2 separate regions of the Mus musculus genome follow, and region 2 is linked to region 1. Evidence: chromatin contacts called from ENCODE Hi-C or POLR2A ChIA-PET data. All regions are on one chromosome and are shown on one strand. Each heading gives the region's core, a stretch centred on a gene start or an enhancer-like site at or near the end of the contact. The rest is flanking DNA. Distances are from core to core; before and after follow the strand shown. Region 1 holds the start of Nusap1 (nucleolar and spindle associated protein 1). Region 2 holds the start of H3f3c (H3 histone, family 3C).

Evidence for each region. A loop is a pair of places that touch in the nucleus more often than their neighbours do. ChIA-PET counts read pairs that join two places held with the same protein, here RNA polymerase II (POLR2A).
Region 2: a loop to region 1 is called in a map of adrenal gland, with 2.0 times the contacts of the local background. The contact joins the promoter of H3f3c here to the promoter of Nusap1 in region 1. A Hi-C loop is called at or near these places in 1 of 37 maps with a recorded cell type or tissue (adrenal gland). POLR2A ChIA-PET finds 5 or more read pairs at or near these places in 3 of 5 experiments (Patski and embryonic stem cell).

What each region holds. Positions count from the first base shown.
Region 1 is chr2:119,616,253-119,621,212 of GRCm38, reverse strand. It overlaps Nusap1 (nucleolar and spindle associated protein 1), which reads right to left and starts at 2,915. Exons shown (of 11, transcript NM_133851.3): 1 at 2,318-2,915. The coding sequence starts at 2,410. It overlaps Oip5 (Opa interacting protein 5), which reads left to right and starts at 2,708. Exons shown (of 6, transcript NM_001042653.1): 1 at 2,708-3,055; 2 at 3,293-3,359. The coding sequence starts at 2,752.
Region 2 is chr2:119,663,958-119,668,917 of GRCm38, reverse strand. It overlaps H3f3c (H3 histone, family 3C), which reads left to right and starts at 2,766. Exons shown (of 1, transcript NM_001370931.1): 1 at 2,766-3,802. The coding sequence starts at 2,882. The coding sequence ends at 3,292.

The DNA of each region.
Region 1 (4,960 bases), core at 1,666-4,165:
ACTCACTAACTGGACCAGGCTGGCCTCAAACTCCGAGATCTACCTAATCTAGGGCTTAGTTCAGGATTGACAAGATGAACAATATGCCCAGTCTTGTTTGTTTGACAAGACTTCAATTCATGGTCCTCCTGAATGTGCCTCCCCAGTGCTGGGATTATATGTCAGGCCTACCAAAATTATAAACAATTTCTTTTCTTTTTTTTTTTTTTTTTTTTTTTTAAGATTTATTTATTTATTATATGTAACTGTTGTTGTCTTCAGACACACCAGAAGAGGGCGTCAGATCTCGTTACGGATGGTTGTGAGCCACCATGTGGTTGCTGGGATTTGAACTCCGGACCTTTGGAAGAGCAGTCGGGTGCTCTTACCCACTGAGCCATCTCACCAGCCCACAATTTCTTTTCTTTCTCTTTCTTTTGTTTCAAACTGTATCTTACTTTGTGACCCTGGTAGTTCTGGAACTCACTATGTAGACCAAATTGGCTTCAAAATCACAGAGATCCACCTATCTCTGCCTTTTCTCGCTAGTGCTGGTATTAAAGGCGGTGCCACCATGCCCAGATAGATGCAAATTCTTATTTATAGTGAGTGAGTGAGTGTGTTTGTGTGTGTGTGCCATAGTGCAGGTGTGGAGTTCAGTGGACAGTTTTGTACAGTTAATTCTCTTCTTCCATTATGTGGGTCAAAATACCAGGCTTGTGTATCAAACACCTTTATCCCGTGAGCCATCTATCTCACTGCCTGACTAGGACATGGTTTCTTAACATACTATCTCACCAAGGATGCAACAATGAGAAGGGAGGTGTCTGAGATAGAAACAAATGAAGACATTTAGCAGGTCAAATAAAATGGGATGAAGCTCAAGTTGCCTGAAAGCTCAAGTGTTATTCATCAGCATTAATCATTGATGGAAGAACTAACTGTTCTTACATTGTGCAGAGCACTGTGCTAGGAGCTAGAGAGACTGGTGAACAAAGCAGGCAAGCCTTCTGTTGGAAGCTCCCAGTGGACTAATGGGAAAAGAGTTTATAAAATACCAAGTGAGCTAGAAATAAAGAACACAGCAGGGGCTATGAAGCAAACCCCAAACTACTTAACTGAGGTAGGACAGGGTGCTCATCTGAGCAGCTGAGATGCAGAGGCAACAGGTGTAGTCTGATAAACAATTACAGTCAGGCCATCGGTGGAGGTACAAGCCCATATATAGTCTCAGCATAAGTTTCAGGCTACTCAAAGCTATATACTGTTTTCCAGGATAGCCCAGGCAGTATAATGAGACTTTATTTCATTAAAAAAAAAGGGGGGGGGAGGAGGAAGAGGAGAAGATAGCAAAAACCTGAAGGACTAAGCTTTAGACAATAAGTTGGGGAGCCATTAAGCACTAAACTCAGAAACATTTCTAAGTACTCTTCAGTGCCGTTCAGCCAGATAAAAGGTGTACCTATGGCCACATTATTCTATTTAAACCATTTAAAAACATTTATGACAACTAATTAGAGATTTAGTGCAAATAGCAGTTTGCTGTACAAATCTCTGGTATATACATGTGGGCAAGCTTCAATATAGCAAGTCCAATCTCACAATGAATCCCCACATTTTCTCTGAACACCTTGCAAACTCAGAATTCAAAGACCTTATCGGTTTTGAAAAAGACCACCATCACAATAGTGATTAATGTATGGACAATCATACTAGATCACGGTGGACAGGCATCCCATTAAAGGTTCACGAGAGTGAAGGTAGTGTCATAGTTTACTGAACAGTAAGTAGAGTTTTTCAGAAGAAGTCGTTTAAAGTAGTTTTTCTTCAACTGCCTAATAACTGGCATGGAAATTACACTGATTACGTCCTATGGGCCTTCGTTTCCCATTTGGTACCAGGAAGTATTAGCATTTCCATTAAGAAGTCTTTATAAGAGCTGGGCAGTGGTGGCGCATGCCTTTAATCCCAGCACTTGGGAGGCAGAGGCAGGTGGATTTCCGAGTTTGAGGCCAGCCTGGTCTACAGAGTGAGTTCCAGGACAGCCAGGGCTACACAGAGAAGCCCTGTCTTGAAAAACCAAAACCAAACCAAACCAAAAAACAAAAAGTCTTTATAAGTTCTCCAAATATAATAAAAAAAGCCTCCAACTAGAGTAACAGCCTCGGCTTTTCTTTCGTTTAACAAATTCCAGTCACTGTGAACAAAACCTACCTACTCCTCCCAAAATAACGTCCCTCGGGGGTTTCCTCTCAGTCACTTCGCGCCCTGTCCCCCAAATCCCTGGTCTCTTCTACCCCGCCCACCCAACTGCCCGCACCGCCAGCCAGCACGGTACCTTCATGTTAGCCCGGAGGCCCAGCCTTTTGGCTAAATTTTGCAGGTCGCTGTACTTAAAGGAGTCCAGCTCCTCTGCAGAGGGGACGGTCATCGCGTTCTGCAATCTCGGTGATTCCCAGAAAAACAGCCACACAACTCAAAACAGAGCGGCTCAAAACTGGCGCCACCCAAGACGTTGACAAGCCGACTTATATATGGAGTTTAAATTAAGACTGCTGTAAGTTCATTGGTTGAACTGCCTCGAGGGTGGGGTTTCCGATGCGGGCCAGTAGCGTGATTGGCTGAAGACCGCTATTCCGCAAACTATACCAATATGCTGGCGCTGAGCGTATTGAGAGCGTGTCTTTCAGGAACATTGTCCAATGAAGACGCAGGGAGACAGGTGGGCGGGACTTGGAGCGTGCGAGAAAGAGGCGCGCGCTTCAAAGAAATATGGCGACTCTCTCGCGCCGCAGTCTTCGCTTCTTGGAGACCCAGTCACGTCGTGACTCTTGTGATACACCTTTTTCTCTTACCTCCTCCATGGAGTGGGACACTCAGGTGGTGGAAGGGTTCTCCCCTCTCGGGTCCTCCGAGTCTAAGGTGAAGGCGTCACCTGTCGACCTGCGGCTGCCTGCGTGGTTGGAGCCGGAGAGATGTGCCGTGTTTCATTGCGCGCGGTGCTACGCGGTGCTCGGCGACACCCTGCACCTCGCCTGGGACCTGTCGCGGTCCCTCGGCGCCCTGGCCTTCTCCAGTGAGTGAGGCGAGGGTAGTTTGTGAGGAAGATAGACCAGAGGCAGATGAGGAATGGGGGACAGTACTGCCCAGGGGAGGGAGGGGTTTGTTTTGTTTTCCCGAGTTGGGCTTCAAACCCAGGCCGTCGCCTGAGCTAACCCAGCGCCCTTGGCTGAGCCCCACCCATTTTGTTAAGTTTTATGGGCAGATGAATCTGCTGGCAGGTATTTCTTCTCAAAACCGTTTTGTCTTCCAGAAGTCACAAACAACGTCGTTTTGTTAGAGCCCTTTTTGGTTGGCATAGAAGGTTTTCTCAAGTCCAGGTACGTGTGGAGAATTCCTGAGGTGGCGCTCTCTATATATTTCCCGATTTAATGACAGTGAAGAGTATGTAACTGTTGTAAACAAGAAAGAAACTTTGTCTTGTGACATGTTTACGCTCTCCATAGAGTATGTTTGAGTTGTAAACTCTTTACCGGTTTGAATCATATAAACATGGCATTGGTGAAAGTTAAAGTTGGATGTAGGTTTTAAGGTCTGTGAGAGAACTAGGACTATTAGTTATTAGTTATTAGTTATTAGTTATAATTTCTCAGGGTTGGTAGCAAATACCTTTACCCACCGAGTCATTTCACTGGCCCTGAAGTGACATTTTTGATATAGTTACAAATTATTTTACTTTTGATATTGGTAATAAAGGTCTTTCCTTGAATTTACAATTCTGCCTCTGCCTGCAAGTGCTGGGATCACAAGCATGGGAACCTGCACCCAACCTCTTTTTTTTGTTTTTTTTGTTTTTGAGACAGGGTTTCTCTGTATAGTCCTGGCTGTCTTGGCACTCACTTTGTAGACCAGGCTGGACTTGAACTCAGAAATCTGCCTGCCTCTGCCTCCCAAGTGCTGGGATTAAAGGCATGCGCCACCACCGCCTGGCCAACCTCTTTTTTAAAAAGCCTGATTAAAAGTTTTAATTATAAGCCTGGCGGTGGTAGCACATACTTTTAATCCCAGGACTAGGGAGGCAGAGGCAGGAGGATCTCTGTGAATGCAGGGACAGCCTGGTCTACAGAGCTAGTTCCAGGACAGCTAAGGCTACACAAAGAAATCCTGTCTGAAAAACCAAACAAACAAAAATTTAATTACAGATTTGGAGATGTGCTATAGCTCAGAAGTACAATGTTTGCCTATATCAAGAAAAATGCATGCAAGAATAGAGTTAGATTTCTGTTCCAAGTTATAATCTAAAAACAGTTTTATCACATTTATTTGTTTGTTTATTTATTTATTGTGTGTAGTCACATACCGAGATGCACACATGAAGGTGAGACTATACCTTTGAGGGGTTCAGGCCCAGGATCACACTTGGGTTGCCAAGCTTGGCTGCAGGCACCATTCCCTGCTAAGCTATGAATCTAGGCCTGACTTCCTCACTGTGTTCCTCTGCTTGTGTGCATTCTGACTGAGGTAAATGGTCACGTTTACTAGTAACCTTGTGGTCTTGAAATACCTTTTTTACTGTCTTTGAACTCAGTAATTGATTATTAGTTTATATTGTATGTGGCACAACACTTACTGTAAATTATTTCAAAAAGTCTTTATGGATTACAATCTATTGGTACTTAAAGCATTGGCCAGGCATGGTGGTGACTTTAATCCCAGCACTCAAGAAAATGAGTGAGAGTAGAGAAAAATCTTTATTCTACTCCACTGCCTGATATTATGTCCTGTTGTCTTCCAGACTGACAGACTATTATAATGAATACAAGTTAAAATTTAATTGACATTGTTCTATATAAGGAAATGGTGAAACAATTGTATTTGTTTATATATTAGAACTGCCTTAAGTCCTTCAGTGTTCATGATCCAGTGTCCCAGCAAGCTACATGATGCTACCTCTAAGGAAGTAAAAAAAAAAAAACCAAAC
Region 2 (4,960 bases), core at 1,517-4,016, 48 kb before region 1:
GACAGTCAGGGCTATACAGAAAAACCCTGCCTTGAAAAACCAAAACAAGGGGCTGGAGAGATGGCTCAGCAATAAAGAGCACTGACTGCTCTTCCGAAGATCGTGAGTTCAAATCCCAGCAACCACATGGTGGCTCACAACCACCTGTAATGAGATCTGACGCCCTCTTCTTGTGTGTCTGAAGACAGCTACAGTGTACCTAGATATAATAATAAATAAAACTTAAAAAAAAAAAACAACTAAAAAATGGCTCTGATTCCACAATCAGGCAGAGTTTGAGACTGGGAGGCCTCAAAGCCCTCCAACACAGTGACACACTCCCTTTAAGGCCATACCTCCTAATAGTGCCAATTCATATGTCCAAGCATTGAAACATATAAATGTATGGGGCCAAATGTATTCAAACCACCACAGAGTCCTTCTAGAGACAGAGTCTCTAAGGTGGACTGAAGCTTTCTCTTTAGTCCACTGTCTTAGTTAGGGTCTTACTGCTGTGAACAGACACCATGAACAAGGCAACTCTTATAGAACAACATTTAATTGGGGCTGGTTTACAGGTTCAGAGGTGCAGTCCATTATCATCAAGGTGGGAACATGGCAGCATTTAGGTATGGTGCAGGTGGAGCTGAGAGTTCTACATCTTCATCTGAAGGGTGCTAGCAGAATACTGGCTTCCAGGCAACTAGGATAAGGGTCTTAAAACCCACACCCACAGTGACACAGCTACTCCAACAAGGCCACACCTACTCCAACAGGGCCACACCTTCTAATAGTGCCACTCTCTGGACTGAGCATATACAAACCATCACATTATACTCACTGGCCCACATAGGCTTGTTTAAACATATGAGTCTTTGAGGACCATACCTAAATATAGTATAATGCAAAATACATTTAGTTCAACTTCAAAAGTCTCCATAATCTATAGCAATCTCAACAATGTTAAAAGTCCAAAGTCGCCAGGCATGGTGGCACATGCCTTTAATCCCAGCACTCGGGAGGCAGAAGCAGGTGGATTTCTGAGTTCAAGACCAGCCTGGTCTACAAAGTGAGTTCCAGGACAGCCAGAGCTATACAGAGAAACCCTGTCTCGAAAAACCATTTTAAAAGGTCCAAAGTCTCTTCTGAGATTCATACAATCACTCATCTGTAATCTCCAAAGCAAGACAGGAAGTCTTCAGCTTGGCAAAGTCCAAATTCTGCATCGTCTTCAGGTCTCCAACTCCTTTTCTTTTCTTTTTTCTTTCTTTTATATTTATTTATTTCATGTATATGAGTACACTGTTGCTGTCTTCGGACACACCAGGAGAGGGCATCCAATTCCCATTACAATGGTTATGAGCCACCATGTGGTTGCTGGAAATTGAACTCAGGACCTCTGAAAGAGCAATCAGTGCTCTTAACCACTGAGCCATCTCTCCACCCCCAACTCCTTTTTCATCTTTGGTAATTGCAACAAACTTCTTTCAGCTGGGTTGGTTCCACTCCCTGTCATCAACTTTCCTCAACAGGAAGTCCATGACTCTGGCATCTCAAATATCTTTGAGTCTCCAAAGCACCTTCAATGTTATAGCTTCTTTTTCAATGTCTGGGATCCACACATGATCTTCTGGGTTCCTTCAAAGGGCATCACTTCTCCAGCTCTGCCTCTGTAGCACTCTAAGCTCAGGTTGATTCACTCCACTGCCACTGCAGTTCTTGGTGATCACGGTACTGGAATCTCTAATACACTGGATCTTCTGCTGAAGATAGGCTTCACCAATAGCCTCTCATAGACTCTCTTCATGTTGCCAAGCCTCAAATCCTTTGCATGAACCCTTCAGTTCAGAACTGCAACTGAGGCTGCACCTTTACCATTGGCCTTTCATGGCCTCTCACAGTGCCAAGCCTCAGCTGCTATTTATGACCCCTTCATGTGTTCAAACCAGTATCACTTGGGTGACTCTTACACATTACCAATTACAGCTACAGCACAAGGTACATCCAGGGGTTCTCTATACAGCCCTGGCTATCCTGGAACTCATTCTGTAGTCCAGTCTGGCTTCGAACTCCAAAATCCGCCTGCGTCTGCCTCCCAAGTGCTGGGAGGAAAGGCATGCTCCACTACTGCCTGGCTGTTGGTCTTTTTTTTTTTTTTTTTTGGCCGGGGGGTTGGGGGTGTGTGTCAAGACAGGGTTTCTCTGTATAGCTCTGGCTGTCCTGGACTCACTTTGTAGACCAGGCTGGCCTCAAACTGAGAAATCCACCTACCACTGCCTCCCAAGTGCTGGGATTAAAGGTGTGTGCCACCATGCCTGGCATTGGGGAAGTTTTTATCTATCATAATAATTTTGTAAATGAAAGTAAATCATTGGTTTCCCCGGGTATAAAGTCATGTTAGTGTCCCCATCTCAAAGGATGGTTTCTTATTCATTACTCTTGCTTAAGATCTTGGTCTAGGCTACCAGGAACATGTAAATAAGACAAGGAATGAGAGAAAACAAAACAGATAGATTGTCATGGGAACTATGGCTCAATAATTTTTTTCCGATGAAGAGTTCCACAACCAGTTCCAGGAGGCCTCCCCTTTTGAGGTCAGTCACCTCAGTCTGTAGAACTTGTCACACAGATCCTACTGGAGGTGCTGTGGCATAAATGATCAATGTTTATTTGTTGACTCAAGTGACTTGTGTCTGGATTTTGTTGTGGTCAATATTTCTAGCAAGTGTTACTCCAGTTAGGACCTTGGGATTTGGTATAAGGATATCTTTAAGAAGAGCATTTCAGAATTGTGTTCGCAGCCTTCGCCGCGCCGCCGCCGCTCTCCAACGCCAGCGCCGCCTCTCCCTTGCCGAGCTCCAGCCGAAGGAGAAGGGGGGGTAAGTAAGGAGGTGTCCATACCATGGCTCTTACAAAGCAGACTGCCCGCAAATCCACCGGTGGTAAAGCACCCAGGAAACAACTGGCTACAAAAGCCACTCGCAAGAGTGCGCCCTCTACTGGAGGGGTGAAGAAACCTCATCGTTACAGGCCTGGCACTGTGGCACTCCGTGAAATCAGACGCTATCAGAAGTCCACTGAACTTCTGATCCGCAAGCTCCCCTTTCAGCGTCTGGTGCGAGAAATTGCTCAGGACTTCAAAACAGATCTGCGCTTCCAGAGTGCAGCTATTGGTGCTTTGCAGGAGGCAAGTGAGGCCTATCTGGTTGGCCTTTTTGAAGATACCAATCTGTGTGCTATCCATGCCAAACGTGTAACAATTATGCCAAAAGATATCCAGCTAGCACGCCGCATACGCGGAGAACGTGCTTAAGAGTCCACTATGAGGGGAAACATTTCATTCTCAAAAAAATTTTTTTCCTCTTCTTCCTGTTATCAGTAGTTCTGAATATTAGATATTTTTTCCATGGGGTCAAAGGTACCTAAGTATATGATTGCGAGTGGAAACATAGGGGACAGAATCAGGTATTGGCGTTTCTCCATGTTCATTTGTGTGTGAATTTTTAATATAAATGCAAGATGTAAAGCATTAATGGAAGCAAAATGTTTCAGTGAACACATTTCAAGAGTTCAACTTTATAACAATTATAAATAAACCTGTTAAAATTTTCTGGACAATGCCAGCATTTGGATTTTTTAAAAATAAGTAAATTTCTTATTGACAGCAACTAAATGGTGTTTGTAGCATTTTTATCACACAGTAGATTCCATCCATTCACTATACTTTTCTAACTGAGTTGTCCTACATACAAGTACATGTTTTTAATGTTGTCAGTCTTGTGTGCTGTTCCTGTAAGTTTGCTATTAAAATACATTAAACTATTAAAAAAAGAAGAAGAAGAGCATTTCAAGCTGGGCATGGTGACACACGCCATTAATCCCAGCACTCAGGAGGCAGAGGCAGGTGGAATTCTGAGTTCAAGGCCAGCCTGGTCTACAAAGTGAGTCCCAGGACAGCCAGAGCTATACAGAGAAATCCTGTCTCAAAACAAAACAAAACAAAACAAAACAAAAAAAAAAACAAAAAAAAACAACAAAAAAAAAACAAACCAAAAAAAAAAACCCTAAGTATTTCAAGCTAACTTGTAATCTTGTATAGATTATAGCATGTAATCTATAAAAGACTTCAGTGGTCAGCTAACTTTCATGAAGCACAGCAGGCAAACAAATGGAGAAACTTCTGAGACATGGGTCTCCTTGAGGATAAGCGAAGCGTACCTCTGTACTCAGAGCCATTAGGACTGCTGCGGCAGGGGGAGGTACTCTACCATCAATCCTTATAACCTGAGTTCAAGCTTTTGAACACACTCTATGATTCCCCTAAGCAATCAATCCTAAAAATTAAAATACAATGATATTAGGTTTTTAAAATTTCTGGGTCACAACTTGTGCCCTGAGACATGTCCAGCCACCCATCCTCAATAAGCCATATTCCTTCCTAGAGTTGGCAGGCTCCTTTCACACAGGTTACAGCAGGGGAAAAGCAAGCCCAAGACATAGGCTACTTAACCATGTCTCCTTGACGCCTACCACCGAAGGAATAGCAGAGTTGCATCTCCCTGTCTCTGTAGTACCTAACTGAGTTAAGGTTAGGTTCTCTAAACCATTGAGTTCTCTCTCCACTGCAATGGTCACAGTTCCTCTATTTAGCAATAATATGATAACATTGTTCAACAAACAAAGCCGAACAACAAAACCAATCCTGAACAGAAACTGCACCAATGATTGAAAAGAACCCCAAATTGCTCAAAAGAGTCCAAAGATAAACAGGAAAGCAAAACCCGATGCATACGGATGAGAGAAACGTACTAAAGGTCCTATTTTTCTCAAGAATCCACAACAAAGCCCCAAGTTGATTTTCTGCTTCACCAAGTAGAGGTAAAAAGCAGCTGATGAGGGTTCGAAAGATGGGTCCGTGATTAAGAACACTTTCAGGGTTTGGTTCTCCGCATTCACATGGTGCCTACAATTTTAAGTTCAT